Linked DNA regions of Homo sapiens: region 1 is linked to region 2. The links are chromatin contacts, found by Hi-C or POLR2A ChIA-PET in ENCODE. All regions are on one chromosome and are shown on one strand. The core of a region is the stretch at or near the end of the contact, and the rest is flanking DNA. Distances in the headings are between cores, read along the strand shown. Region 1 overlaps PPM1E (protein phosphatase, Mg2+/Mn2+ dependent 1E). Region 2 overlaps SEPTIN4 (septin 4).

Region 1 (6,356 bases), core at 1,319-3,818, 420 kb after region 2:
AATGAGCATACTGAATAAGACCTGCTGTCACTGGCTTAAAGTCCTCACTGAAGTGCCTTTTGTCTCTCCTCTTGGTTGTTTCCAAAAACAGTCTTAAAAAAAAAAATCCTTAAATTTCTTTTCATGTTTACATTATCCCTAACAGAATGTTTGCTAAGTGACCTTGGATATCTCACTTGGTACACATTTAGTTTGGTAGATACAACTTTTGTCCAGACAACCTAAAACCAATTTGAGGGCCAGCTGTTGGTGACTCATGCCTGTAATGCCAGTGCTTTGGGAGGCCAAGGCAGGAGGATCACTTGAGGCCAGGAGTTTGAGACCAGCCTGGGCAATATAGTGAGGCACTGTTTCTACAAAAAATTTAAAAATTAGCTGGGCATGGTGGCATGCACCCGTAGCCCCAGCCACTTGGGAGGCTGAGGTAGGAGAATCACTTGAGCCCAGGAGTTCAAGGTTACAGTGAGCTGTGTACTACAACCCGGTCAACAGAGCGAGACCCTGTCTCAAACAATGACAACAACAACCCAAAAAACCAATTTGAAATATCACAGTGTAAAAATTATTATTTTTATTTTTATTTTTATTTATTTTTTTTTTTAGAGAGAGAAAGGGTCTCCCTCTGTTACCCAGGCTGGAGGGCTGTGGGATGATCACAGTTCACTGAAGCCTCTACCTCCTAGGCTCAAGCAATCCTCACACCTCAGCCTCATGAGTAGCTGGGACTACAGGCATGCATCACCATGCTCGGCTAATGTTTGTATTTTTTGTAGAGACAGGGTCTCGCTATGTTGCCTAGGCTGGTCTTGAACTCCTGGGCTCAAGTGATCCTCCTGCCTTGGCCTCCTAAAAGTGCTGGGTTTATGGTCGTGAGCCACTAAGCCCAGCCTACTGTAAAAATTAAAAACAAGAAGGGAAAATGATCACTAATACAGAGGAAATTTAAAAATAATAAAAAGTTTTTGTAAATAAATTTGAAAACCTGGATGTCTTCTAGAAAAAAAAAATAAATTAACAAAGTTTACCTAAGAAGAAAGAGATTGAGAAAATTATCGAGGGACAGTCCTCACAAAAGGCCATGGAGTAGGTGACTCTACAAGTGAGGTGAACATTTTCAAATGCAAAGGCAGATAATTCCAATGGTTTTTTTTTTATTATATAGTTATTTATTTATTATTTTTTGAGCAGAGTCTCGCTCTTCCTTCAAGAATCTTCCTCCCAAAATGCTGGGATTACAGGCATGAGCCACTGTGCCCAGCCCCAATCCCTTTTAAAATGAATGCTCCAACTGCACGGAAAAAGAAGGAAAATTTGCATAACATAACACTGATACCAGAACCTACCCAAGACTAAAAAAGGAAATGAGAGACGAGTCTTAGTTGTCAACATAAAAAAATCTTAAGTAGGCCTGGTGTGGTGGCTACGTCTGTAATCCCAGCACTTTGGGAGGCCGAGGCAGGCAGATCACCTGAGGTTGGGAGTTCGAGACCAGCCTGGCCAACATAGTGAAACCCCATCTCTACTAAAAATACAAAAATTAGCCGGGTGTGGTGGCGTACACCTGTAGTCCCAGCTACTTGGGAGGCTGAGGCAGGAGAATCACTTGAACCTAGGAGGCGGAGGTTGCAGTGAGCCGAGATTGCGCCATTGCACCCCAGCCTGGGCAACAAGAGTGAGACTCCGTCTCAAAAAAAAAAAAAAAAAAAACGACTCATGCCTGTAATCCCAGCACTTTGGGAGGCTGAGGCGGGCGGATACCGAGGTCAGGAGATCGAGACCATCCTGGCTAACACGGTGAAACCCCGTCTCTACTAAAAATACAAAAAATTAGCTGGGCATGGTGGCGGGCGCCTGTAGTCCCAGCTACTCAGGAGGCTGAGACAGGAGAATGGAGTGAACCTGGGAGGTGGAGCTTGCAGTGAGCTGAGATCACGCCACTGTACTCTAGCCTGGGTGACAGAGTGAGACTCTGTCTCAAAAAAAAAAAAAAGGCCTTGACCTCCCAAAGTGCTGGGATTACAGGCGTGAGCCACTGCACCCAGCCTAAAAAAAAAAAAAAAAAATCTTAAGTAAAATATTTGTATATTGAGTACAGCAGTTAATTCATTCACTGAATATTTTATTGAGGGCCTACTATATATGCTACTATATATGTATAATACTAGGGAAACAGCAGTGAACAAAACTTCAAGAACAAAATATTGGGAAGTCTATAGCACAACTTTTATATTAATGGGGGAAAATAAAAATAAACAGTAATCTCTAAAGAAGCCAAAAGAAACATTTGATAAAATTTAATATCATTCCTAAATTTTAAAATATTCTTTATAAAGTAGGCCTAGATGGATATATCTTGGACGTCACATTTATGCTTAATGTATATTCTGGAATTTGTCAGTTGTACATGATTACAAACACAGCTTTAGTTGTCTTCAGCAAAACAGAATGTATTGACTACCTTCCAGGATAAGGGATACACAGGTAGATTCAAGGCATCAAGTGATCTCAACAGAACCTGGCATTTCTCCAGCTCTCAGCTGTACTTTCTTTCACTTTGATTTTGTTTTCAGGCTCCATGAGGTGGCAGTATGACTTGCTAGGAACCCAGGTCTTCATCTCTCCAAACTCAAGTTGAGCAGGAAAACAAGAGTAGATTTTCTCAGTTGTTTTTACAGAAGCCACAGGATTTACTCTAATTGGTCCAACTTGGATGGTTTCCCATTCCTGAACTAATCACTTTTGGCCAAAGGAATGGGGTTGTCTAACTGGCTAAACCTGAATCACAGGGTTTCAGAGTAAAGAAAGAAGGAAATGTTATTGGAAGAAAAAGCAATGTTTGCTAGTTTTAAATAACAATTAAAGCAAAGTTCTGGCCAGCACGGTGGCTCATGCCTGTAATCCCAGCACTTTGGGAGGCCAAGGAGGGTACATCACTTGAGGTCAGGAGCTCGAGACCAGTCTGGCCAACATGGTGAAATTCCGTCTCTACTAAAAATACAAAAATTAGCTTGATGTGGTGGTGGACGCCTGTAATCCCAGCTACTCGGGAGGCTGAGGCAGGAGAATTGAGGAGGCGGAGGTTCCAGTGAGCTGAGATCACGCCACTGCACTCCAACCTGGACTACAGAGCAAGACTCTGTCTCAAAAAAAAAAAAAAAAGAAAAATAATTATAATAAAGCAAAGTCTGATTAAAAATGGCAAATAAATAACCAGGAATAAAGTGATTAAGAAATATGAAGGACTTATTAAAACTCTATTGAGCAACATAAAAAGGATTTAAATTTAAAAAACAATATAATTTTTTCCTGGAAAAGACTCAATATGAAACGATATATATTTTTTCCAAATCTATAAATTTAATGTGATCCCAAACACAATAGCAACAGGTTTTTCTGCCCAAACTTGTCAAAATGTTTAGAAAGTTCATCTGGAAAAATAAACATAAAACTACCCAAGTGACATCCTTTAAAATTAAGAGTAATAGGTAGGAAAACTAGACCTCCCGATATTAAAACATTTTAAAGTTATGGTAACTTAAAGAGAATGGTAGCATTATAGAAATAGATGCTGAGATGAGTGAAGCAGAACACAATCAAGAAGCATATAAATGTTTAATATTTTAATGGTTATTTAATTTATATAACAGTTTACATATTTATTTTTTCAACAAGCATCTAATGTAGACCCTGCTATCTGCTAGGTACTATACTATGGCTTGTCAAGGGCAATTAAGACAGTCTGTATCTGCAGTCTAATTTGGAGATGAAGAACATGGACTTTTGAGTCAGACAGACCTAGGATTGAGAATGATGTTACCTATTTGTGAAATGTTCTAGAGGCATAGAATGTAGCAAATACTCAGTAAATGTTATTTATTATTACCAAAAGTGGTTAAGAGCTTTAATAGACAGCGTGAACAAAGTATAATGGGAACACAGGGGAAGGAGCAACTGGGAGTGGTATGAACAGATCTAGTGATTTACCAATGTTAGAGGAAACTGATATTACTTCCTCTAACCAAGTTAATCTGTCTATACCAGCTCTGTCCAATAGACAGTGCAATGATGGAAATGCTCCCTACCTGTGTTGCCCTATGTGGGAGCCACTAGCCACATGTGGTTATCGAGCAATTGAAATAGAGCTAATGTGACCGAAAAACTGAATTTTAAATTTTATTTAATTTTAACTTACTTTTTTAGAGATGGGGTCTTGCTATGTTGGCCAGGCTGGAGTGCAGTGGCTATTCACAGGAGCTATCATATCATACTATAGCCTCAAACTCCTGGGCTCAAGCAATTCTCCCACCTCAGCCTCCCAAGTAGCTGGAGCTGTTGGCACATTGGGACCACTGCACCCTACTGATTAATTTAAATAACCATGGCCGGGCGTGGTGGCTCACATCTGTAATCCCAGCACTTTGGGAGGCCAAGGCGAGTGGATCACCTGAGGTCAGGATTTCGAGACCAGCCTGACTAACATGGAGAAACCCCGTCTCTACTAAAAATACAAAATTAGCTGGGCATGGTGGTGCATACCTGTAATCCCAGCTACTCGGGAGGCTGAGGCAGGAGAATTCCTTGAACCTGGGAGGCGGAGGTTGTGGTGAGCCGAGATTGTGCCATTGCACTCCAGCCTGGACAACAAGAGTGAAACTCCATCTCAAAAAAAAAAAAAAAGAAAAATGTAACCACATGTAGTTAGTAGCTACTGTACTTGACAATGCAGATCTACATAAGAGTAATATACAAGCCAAAGAATGATATAATAGTTTATATTATTATCTGGGAACTATCCTGATAGTTAATATGTTATTCGTTTCACCCTACTCCATTCTCCCTCAAAGTTTCTAAATTCACTTGATTGTTTTGTAATCCTGTTATGGCTATGTCAGATGAGGACACATCCATCTCAGGGTCTGCATTTGGGGGCCTATACTGCTGCAGAGACCAGATAGGTTGCAGTGATACAAGCAGGTAATTGCTGGCTGGAAGAAATAGTCTCTGGCAGCTAGTGCTTAAATAAAAATTGGAGTTGCTCAAAACAATCAAAATGTTGGATTGTCTATTGGCCTCAGTTTCCTTCTTCTATATACCTCCACAGGCTGTCTTTGCTCTTTGTCTTTTCTCTTTTAAATTCACCCTTGGTTTTCAGTTACATAAAAATGCTAACAGTAGGGACAGGCATGGCAGCTCATGCCTGTAATCCCAGTACTTTGGGAGGCTGAGGTGGGAGGATCACTTGAGGCCAGGAGTTTGAGATGAGCCTGAGCAATATAGTGAGACCCCATCTTAACAACAAAAAAAATTTTTTTTTAAATTACCCAGGTGTGGTGGCATGCACCTGTGATCCCAGCTACTTGAGAGGCTGAAGCAGAAGGATTGCTTGACCCCAGGAATTTGAGGCTGCAGTGAGTTGTGATTACATCACCCCACTCTAGCCTGGGCAACAGAGAGAGACCCTCTTATTTAAAGAAAAAAAAAGCTGGGCATGGTGGCTCATGCCTGTAATCCCAGCACTCTGGGAGGCCGAGGTGGGTGGATCACCTGAGGTCAGGAGTTCGAGACCAGCCTGGCCAACATGGTGAAACCCCGTCTCTACTAAACATACAACAAAATTAGCTGAGTGTGGTGGCGGGTGCCTGTAATCCCAGCTACTCGGGAGGCTGAGGTAGGAGAATCGCTTGAACCAGAGAGGCAGAGGTTGCAGGGAGCTGAGAATGCACCATTGCACTCCAGCCTGGGCGACAAGAGTGAAACTCTGTCTCAAAAAAAAAAAAAAAACTTGGCCGGGCACAGTGGCTCACGCCTGTAATCCTAGCACTTTGGGAGGCCGAGGCGGGTGGATCACGAGGTCAGGAGTTCGAGGCCAGCCATTTGGAGACCATCCTGGCCAACATGGTGAAATGCCATCTCTACTAAAAATGTGAGAAAAAAAAATTAGCTGGGCGTGGTGGCAGGCGCCTGTAGTCCCAGCTACTCGGGAGGCTGAGGCAGGAGAATGGTGTGAACCCAGGAGGCGAAGCTTACAGTGAGCCCAGATGGTGCCACTGCACTCCAGCCTGGGCGATGGAGCAAGCCTCCATCTCAAAAAAATAAAAAATAAAAAATAAATAAAAATTAGCCAGGGGTATTAGCAGGCACCTGTAATCCCAGCTACTCAGAAGGCTGAGGCAGGAGAATGGCTTGAGCCCAGGAAGTGGAGGTTGCAGTGAGCCAAGATTGCACCACTGCTCTCCAGCCTGGACCACAGAGCAAGACTCTCTCAGAAAAAATAAAAAATAAAAATAAAGAAGACAAAACCACAAGACAGGATTTACCACCCTGTGCTATGTTAATGAGGAAAAAAAGGACAAAAC
Region 2 (6,517 bases), core at 3,233-5,732:
GTGTGTGGCCTAGAGGTCCTGACACCCTTACGTTATTTGTGGCAGGCTCTGGCAACAATGTCAGGAGAAGAGATTACATCTTCAGAGCCAAGCATCAAAAACTTCCTACCTGGGCACCTCCAGGGAGGCTGGCTGGGGTTACTGTTTCTCTTCCCACTACAGGCAGGTGGCAGGGATGGGTGCCCCCACCCCCACACACTGCAGAGGGACCTGGCTGGTGGGGAGGGAGCGGGTAGATGCAGCAGGAGGAAGCTTTCCCATGGTTCCTGTCCCAGGGGCAGAAGGATATAGCTAATCCCACCGGGCAGGATGGTGGGCTGGGCCTCCCCCTCTCTGGGGTCCCTTTGGGAAAGGGCCAGGGACTGCCCCTTGTCAGGCTGAGGGAAGGAGGGGCCAAGCGTCTTACCATCCCTCCTGGTGAGGCAGGCAGTGTTTGTGGGCCTCCTCTGCGTTTTCCAAATGAAGTTGGTACTGGCCCCTGTGCCCAGGGTAGGTGGGTGAGGAGGGGTTACTCAGGTAAAAGCTGACCCAGGCGAGGATGGGGACCCTCACCTCCGCTTATTACTGATGCGCCTTCCCCAGCCCAACAAGCGCGTCTCCACCAGCGGGCACCTCCCTCAGCACGGACCCACCCCTTCGTCCTAGAGCGCAGGCATCACCCAGGGGTTGGCGCCCACTCCGTGGCTGCTCAGAGGGAAAAACTTGGGAGCAGCGACGCACCGCCGCCCGGCAGCAGTGCCAGCCTGTGCCCGGGGCCGGCGACGGCGCCTCCCACCCTGCACAGCCGCGGCTGCGGTGCCGCGGGTCCCCTTGCAGCCGCCCGGGAGCGACCGGCCCTGCGCACCCCAGCCCTGCCCCGCGCCCGCCCGCCTGCCTGCCTGCCTTACCATGGCTGCAGCCCGGGCGGGGCCGGCTCCGCCTGGACAGCGCCCGAGCGACCCGCGGCGGAGCTGCGCGCCGACCTCGCAGCACCGCCGTCACCCTCCCGCCTCCCCGAGTGCGGACCGCTGCGGGAGGGGCCCGGCGGCGGGGGCGGAGCGAGTCGGCCCCGGGGCGGGGCCTGTACCTCAGCTGCTAGCGGTGCCGGCGCGAAGTGGGTCGGGGTGCCCAGCTGGGGGCCGGCCTCGCAGCCCGCGACCCCCGGATGCGCAGAGTATGCAGAGTCACCCAGGACAGAGCGGGGAGCCTCAGCTCCTCGTCCCCGGGCTGCACTGGACACCTGGCTCTTTTTTACTCAGCTCCAGAAGCACCGCGGGGGCTTGAGCCAGTTCCCAAAGAAAAAGGAACGGCCCACCTGACATCCCCAGAAGGAGACGCCTTTGGAAGGGAGGGGGAGTTGCTGCATGAGTTGGAGAGAAACCATTAGTTACCGCAGGGATTCAACAAGGTTTTCACAAAGTGAATCCGGCTGATGCCCAAGTTACTGATCACTACACCTCCTAAAGGGGAATGTCAGATATTCTCCACCTCCACCCGAGCTGTGAAGGGGCAGGTTAGAGGCAGGTTCCCTTCATGCAGTACCCCAGATTACAGATTAAAGAGGATTTGCTGCACAAATTATCCAGGGATCATCTGCTGGAAGGATAGAAGGGAGAGGCTGAGTGGCTTTAACAGGGCGGTGTAGCCTTGCCTGTGGCTGAGGACAGTGGGGAGGGCCTCAGGAGAGGCCAACCCAGGCGTGACCCAGGCCCAGCTGGGCCACTCTTCCTCTGACAAGCAGGTGAGATGCCGAGGGGACAGATGCCCCAGAAGCTTTAGAGGCATTAGAGGCTCAGAAAGGTCAGAGCAGCAGCTAGGGGAAGGCAGATGCTTGGTGAGTGGGGTGTTGGTGAGGGATTCCCTGAGCTAAGTAGGGTCTGAGCTGGTCAGGCTCCTGTGGAAGTTTCCAGAAGCATGTCCCTTCCTGACCCGCAAGACCCCTCTCTCAATGGCAGGCTGACTGGCTTCTGCCTGAATACACTCTGGACAAAACTGAGACCCACAGGCACGGCCCTCTCTGTTGGTAGAAGTGCCAGAGGCCTGCCTGCTGTATTTCAGTCTGACCTGTGAACCAGTAGCACTGGTTGGGACCAGTCAGAACTCAGCCAGGGGAGGGAAGAGGGCCTGGGGCAGCAGGTAAGATCAGGCTGAGAAAAACAATGGGGCTGCTACTGGAGATGTTATTGGCTGTTTGGCACTGGTGGACTGGAAGATGGCAGGGTGTTCATGAGCCAGCCGGTTGAGGAGAAACCTTCCTAGCTGGGTGGCCTTGAGCAACTTACTTCACCTGTCAGGGTCTCAATTTCCATACCTGAAAATGAGGGGATTAAACTAGATGATTTCTAAGCTTCCTTACAGCTCTGGCCTTCTAAAAGTGGATGCAGTGGGGGAAGGAGGATATGCTGTATGCTACTATAGGCCTTGGAGGAAGATAAGAGAACAAGGCAGCAGCAGGAGGTGCTGGAGAAAGGTTGGACATGCAGTGATTCAGGAGAGGGCCCAGGATCTGAGTGAAGGGGGAGGACGTGTAGGATGGGGGCAGCAGCTTGGGTTCCCTGAAAGGGAACCTCTAAAGGTACAGAGAGGCTCCCGGAAAAGACCTGGGGTAGATCAGGGGATCGGAAGCTGTACTCAGGAAAACAAAGACATAAAGAGAGAAACCAATGGCAGTTGGAAGTCTGCAGAAGCAGCAGCTGCTGCTACCATCAGCCCCAAATGTCAAGCTTGGACTATACAAAGCCCCACTGTTCAAAGCCCTGGGCCTCCAATACTCATGTATGCACTCTAAGAATACCTCTTGCGTGCTTCCAGAGTCCTGTGGCCTAGGGTAAGGAGAAAGCCTACATCAGGGAAGACAGGCCCCAGCAGAAACCCTTGTTTTCCTCTATTATAACATGCCCCTCCCCGTGGCCTCAGCTGAATTCCAAGTGTGGACACAGACACATTTCAAAAGGCAGCCCAACCAGCTCATCCTCAGCTGTGGCTGGAATCCCAGCTCTTCTCTGGCACCTGCTGCCCAGGCAGCAGGTTGGTACCAGCTTGCCTTGAGGAAAGTGAGGCCCCAAGCAAGTCCTGGGACCACGGAACTTAGCTCTAAGCCAAGAATATTGGGGTCTAATCTCTTTCTAATCACTGTACCACAGGCCTAACATGAGGCATGCTGGGTGAAATAAAAGCTGAAGACTGACTTTGAGCCATCCCACCTGCACAAGCCCTGCATGCTAACCTACTGCAGCATTCGGAGAGCTCTGAGAGAACTTGGCCTGGGCACAAGTCCCATGCCAACTTGGCTATTATCTCACTGCCTGAAAGTCCCTTGCCCTCTCTGGGCCTCTGTTTCCCCCACTGAAAGAGAAGACTGGACTTCTCCCAAGTCTAGCTCTTACATTCTGTGTGATGGAGGCAGGGTCTAATACCTGCAGGGCCAAGATACAGCAGCCCTTGCGTCAGTCACTGGGGATTTACCGAGTGCTCTTCCTCATCTCCAGCCAGCAGGTGGCCTGGCCAACTCTGCTTCAGCATGGCTTAACTCTTGGAGCGCTAGTTCTCCCTCAAAATTCAACATCCCACCAGGCATTGATGGCCTTGACTACAGTACAACTCCCCAGGCACTGCTAGGGCATGGTATCTGAGCCAAGTGTCTAGGGGAGTGTCTAGCTGGGAAACTCAGCTCAGCCACCATAGCTCTAGCCTGCTGTCTTGGGCTCCGTTGCTTAGGTCAGGCCAACATGATATGTCCTGGCCCCCTCCACTAGGTCTTTCCTGCCCACCCATAGGTGCAGGTTGTATGGCACAGGACCTAAGCAAGGAGGCTGCATGTGGGCCATCCCAGGGCCCAGGTTCAAAGCCGATAATAAAGAGCAATTACCACAGGAAATCAGGATTTCAGATCTGCATGACTAGCAATGGCCACTTCTGCCTTTCAGTAGCTAAGTTTCCCTAAAGTGGCGCAAGAACTAATTGTACATCCCTTCCCCAGTGAGATAGATGAGTCACTGACGATACAGTCAGAGAGTCCTTGGACCAAAGGCTATCACTGGGTTGTGTCTTTCAAGGAAACCTCAGCAAGTCTGTCCAACAAGGTCTGTGGTGGACAAAGGCAATAAACCAAAATACATTAAGCCCAAATCTTCCCCCAGCTGCTGCCATGTGTCCCATGATCCTGGGGGCAGGCATAAGGTGTGGGTGGCAAGGCTGGGGAACACTGTGTTTCCTGGCACCTGCTGAATGGCTGCAAAGAGGGGCAGTTCCAGAGCTGGCAGGGTGCTAGAAGCCAGCCACTCTGATAGGGCAGACAGTCCTTCCAACACCCTCCGTGAACAGGGCAGGGCCATAGGAGCTCAGGGTTGGAAAGGACTTACAAACCTCCTAATGTGACTACTCACCAGATGTCTGAAGGCTCCCCTGCCTTCCCAGCCTCTGCTCGAATACATACCTCCGATGGCCAAAAATTCACTGATTCTAACAACTGCCCTTCAACCTTTGGGCTGCCAAGTTACCAAAGTCTTCACTATACTGAGCCAAAATCTGTCTTTCCCTGGCTTTTACCCTCCATATGCCTCCATGCTGGAAGCTTTGCTGACTCATTTCATTGGACTTTGCTTTGTCCTTTGATGTCCACACCCTTTCAAGTGACCCATCTGTATACTTTTCTCTACCAAATTCACCACAAGCTCCTCAAGGGCAGGGACTATGTCTTTTCTTTTAACCTCTGCTCACTTCAAATCAGCAAACATGTGATGTGATGTTTTTCTGGGTGTCCAGGCCTCTGCCCCCAGGAGATGGCTGATCAATATGGATTGACTAAAAGGACTCATTGATTAGTTTTCCATTCTGATTTTAGAGCCCAGACAAGCCTTGAGGCTCTGCGCTTCATTGACCCTTCACTTGCCCTTCATCCTGGCTGCTCACAAGCTCACACCCACCTCCCAGCCCCGTGGTTCACATACAAAGACACAGATGTTACTCTCACTAAAACCTTTCCCTTCACAATTCTTGATATCTAAAGGTGCTGCTGAAATATTGAGAAGTATTTTCCAGGGAGACGTGGCTATAGAAGAAGGGTTTCTATACCATATAGTTGACTCCCTGGGACAGACTGCTCCTTAAAATGCTTCCAGCTTTGATGAACAAACTCTGAGCCTCAATTTCTTCATCTGTGAAATAGGGAGAATAAATCCACTCATAGGTTACTATGAAAACCCACTAATGCACTTAACATGATCACTAAATGAATGGTAGCTATTATCTCCATTAATAAGAAAATTATCAACATCAAACCAGTAACTGTCAACTGTGACTATTTCAAATGCCTTCCCTCCAAAGGATTTGGAGTGTGCATGTGTAATAGGTGTAGAGAGATGGGAGGACAGAGAATACCAGAGTAATGCCTTAGATTAAATTGACATTGGAATGACCAAGCCGCCACCACCTGTGGAGTCAGCTTCTCCAGCTAGACACCATCTCTAGAAAGCTGGTGCTTGGTCTCAGACCTACCGACCCAAATTCCCAGAAACAGCCACTGTGGAGACCTCTGGAACTAGATGACTTTGCCGGCAGTGGGTGTGCCAAGGAAGCGACACCCACAGTGTCAGCCTGAGCTTCCCTCAGGAACTGCCTCACATTCTGTCCCCCTCCTCCAGGCTTCATTCAGCCCCCAAGGTGCAGCTGTCTCCTGCTGCTCCCCTAACAGCAGCTGAGCCAAAGGCAGCTGAGCAGAGGAGGGTGAGGGGACATGGCCATTTCTGCCTCTCAGGACAGCCTTCCTCTGGCTGAGCACCTGTCAGGGTGGCTCCTGGGTTACAGATTTACTTCCTCACCCAAGTATGCACCCTGGCCTCTGAAGCCAAGCTCCCTAATCTACCCAGGCCCACTGTTTCTGTTACTTGGAAAATCCACCATTTCAAACAGCACCAAACTACTCTGCAGAAAGATGTGATGTTGGAGATGGGTTTCAGTCACCACACACCTTCTGAAAATACACCAAAAAGTCCACAATGGATGTGGCAGATTCTTCCCTATGTGGGACTATTCTGGGCAAAACAAAGAACTAAGGGAGTCTGGCCTCAGCTCTGCTATCAAGTCTGAGAGAAAAGCATTGTATATTCCTGCCCCCATTTTATAGGCAGAGGGAGTAACCTGCCCAGGTCTCACTGTGAAGCCAGGACATTGTTCCCTCTGTGCTTCCAGGCAGACTGCACCACAGCTTGTATTAGGTGACCACCTGTCCTGGTCTGCCCAGGATTGAGGGGGTTCTTGAGACATGTGACTTTCAGTGCTAAAACCAGCAAAGTCCCAGGCAAACCCTGATGAGTTGGTCAACTTACCCTGTCCCCAGGTTAGCAAGTCTTAGCCAGAGGCCACCAGCCTTCCATCCTGCTCTGGAATTGGCTGCCCATGGTAGCTGGAAATGAACAGGGTGCCATCTGACAGGGTAAGATGCTTGCTTCCTAAGAAGCTGTGCAACAATGGTCAAACTGCTATAAAAATCCTCCCAAGGCCGGGCGTGGTGACTCATGCCTGTAATCCCAGCACTTTG

What was found. Hi-C counts contacts between places; a loop is a spot of excess contacts on that map. ChIA-PET counts read pairs that join two places held with the same protein, here RNA polymerase II (POLR2A). Pooled maps may share reads with other maps.
Region 1: a map of mammary epithelial cell shows a loop between it and region 2 (7-fold over the local background). The contact joins two enhancer-like sites. A Hi-C loop is called at or near these places in 1 of 168 maps with a recorded cell type or tissue (mammary epithelial cell) and 1 of 50 pooled maps. POLR2A ChIA-PET finds 5 or more read pairs at or near these places in 1 of 52 experiments (activated T-cell).

The regions. Positions count from the first base shown.
Region 1 is chr17:58,957,623-58,963,978 of GRCh38, forward strand. All of the region lies in intron 2 of PPM1E (protein phosphatase, Mg2+/Mn2+ dependent 1E), which reads left to right. Among named protein-coding and RNA genes, the nearest start is that of TRIM37, 150 kb to the right of the region's middle. Within about 2 kb of position 2,569, at least 2 of the 41 ENCODE cell types and tissues checked have a DNase peak (open chromatin) inside an H3K27ac peak, as active enhancers do.
Region 2 is chr17:58,531,074-58,537,590 of GRCh38, forward strand. The region is part of intron 3 of SEPTIN4 (septin 4); the gene reads right to left. The region is part of intron 2 of SEPTIN4-AS1 (SEPTIN4 antisense RNA 1); the gene reads left to right. Among named protein-coding and RNA genes, the nearest start is that of SEPTIN4, 10 kb to the right of the region's middle. RefSeq lists an enhancer at 141-641 and a silencer at 739-1,188. Within about 2 kb of position 4,483, at least 2 of the 41 ENCODE cell types and tissues checked have a DNase peak (open chromatin) inside an H3K27ac peak, as active enhancers do.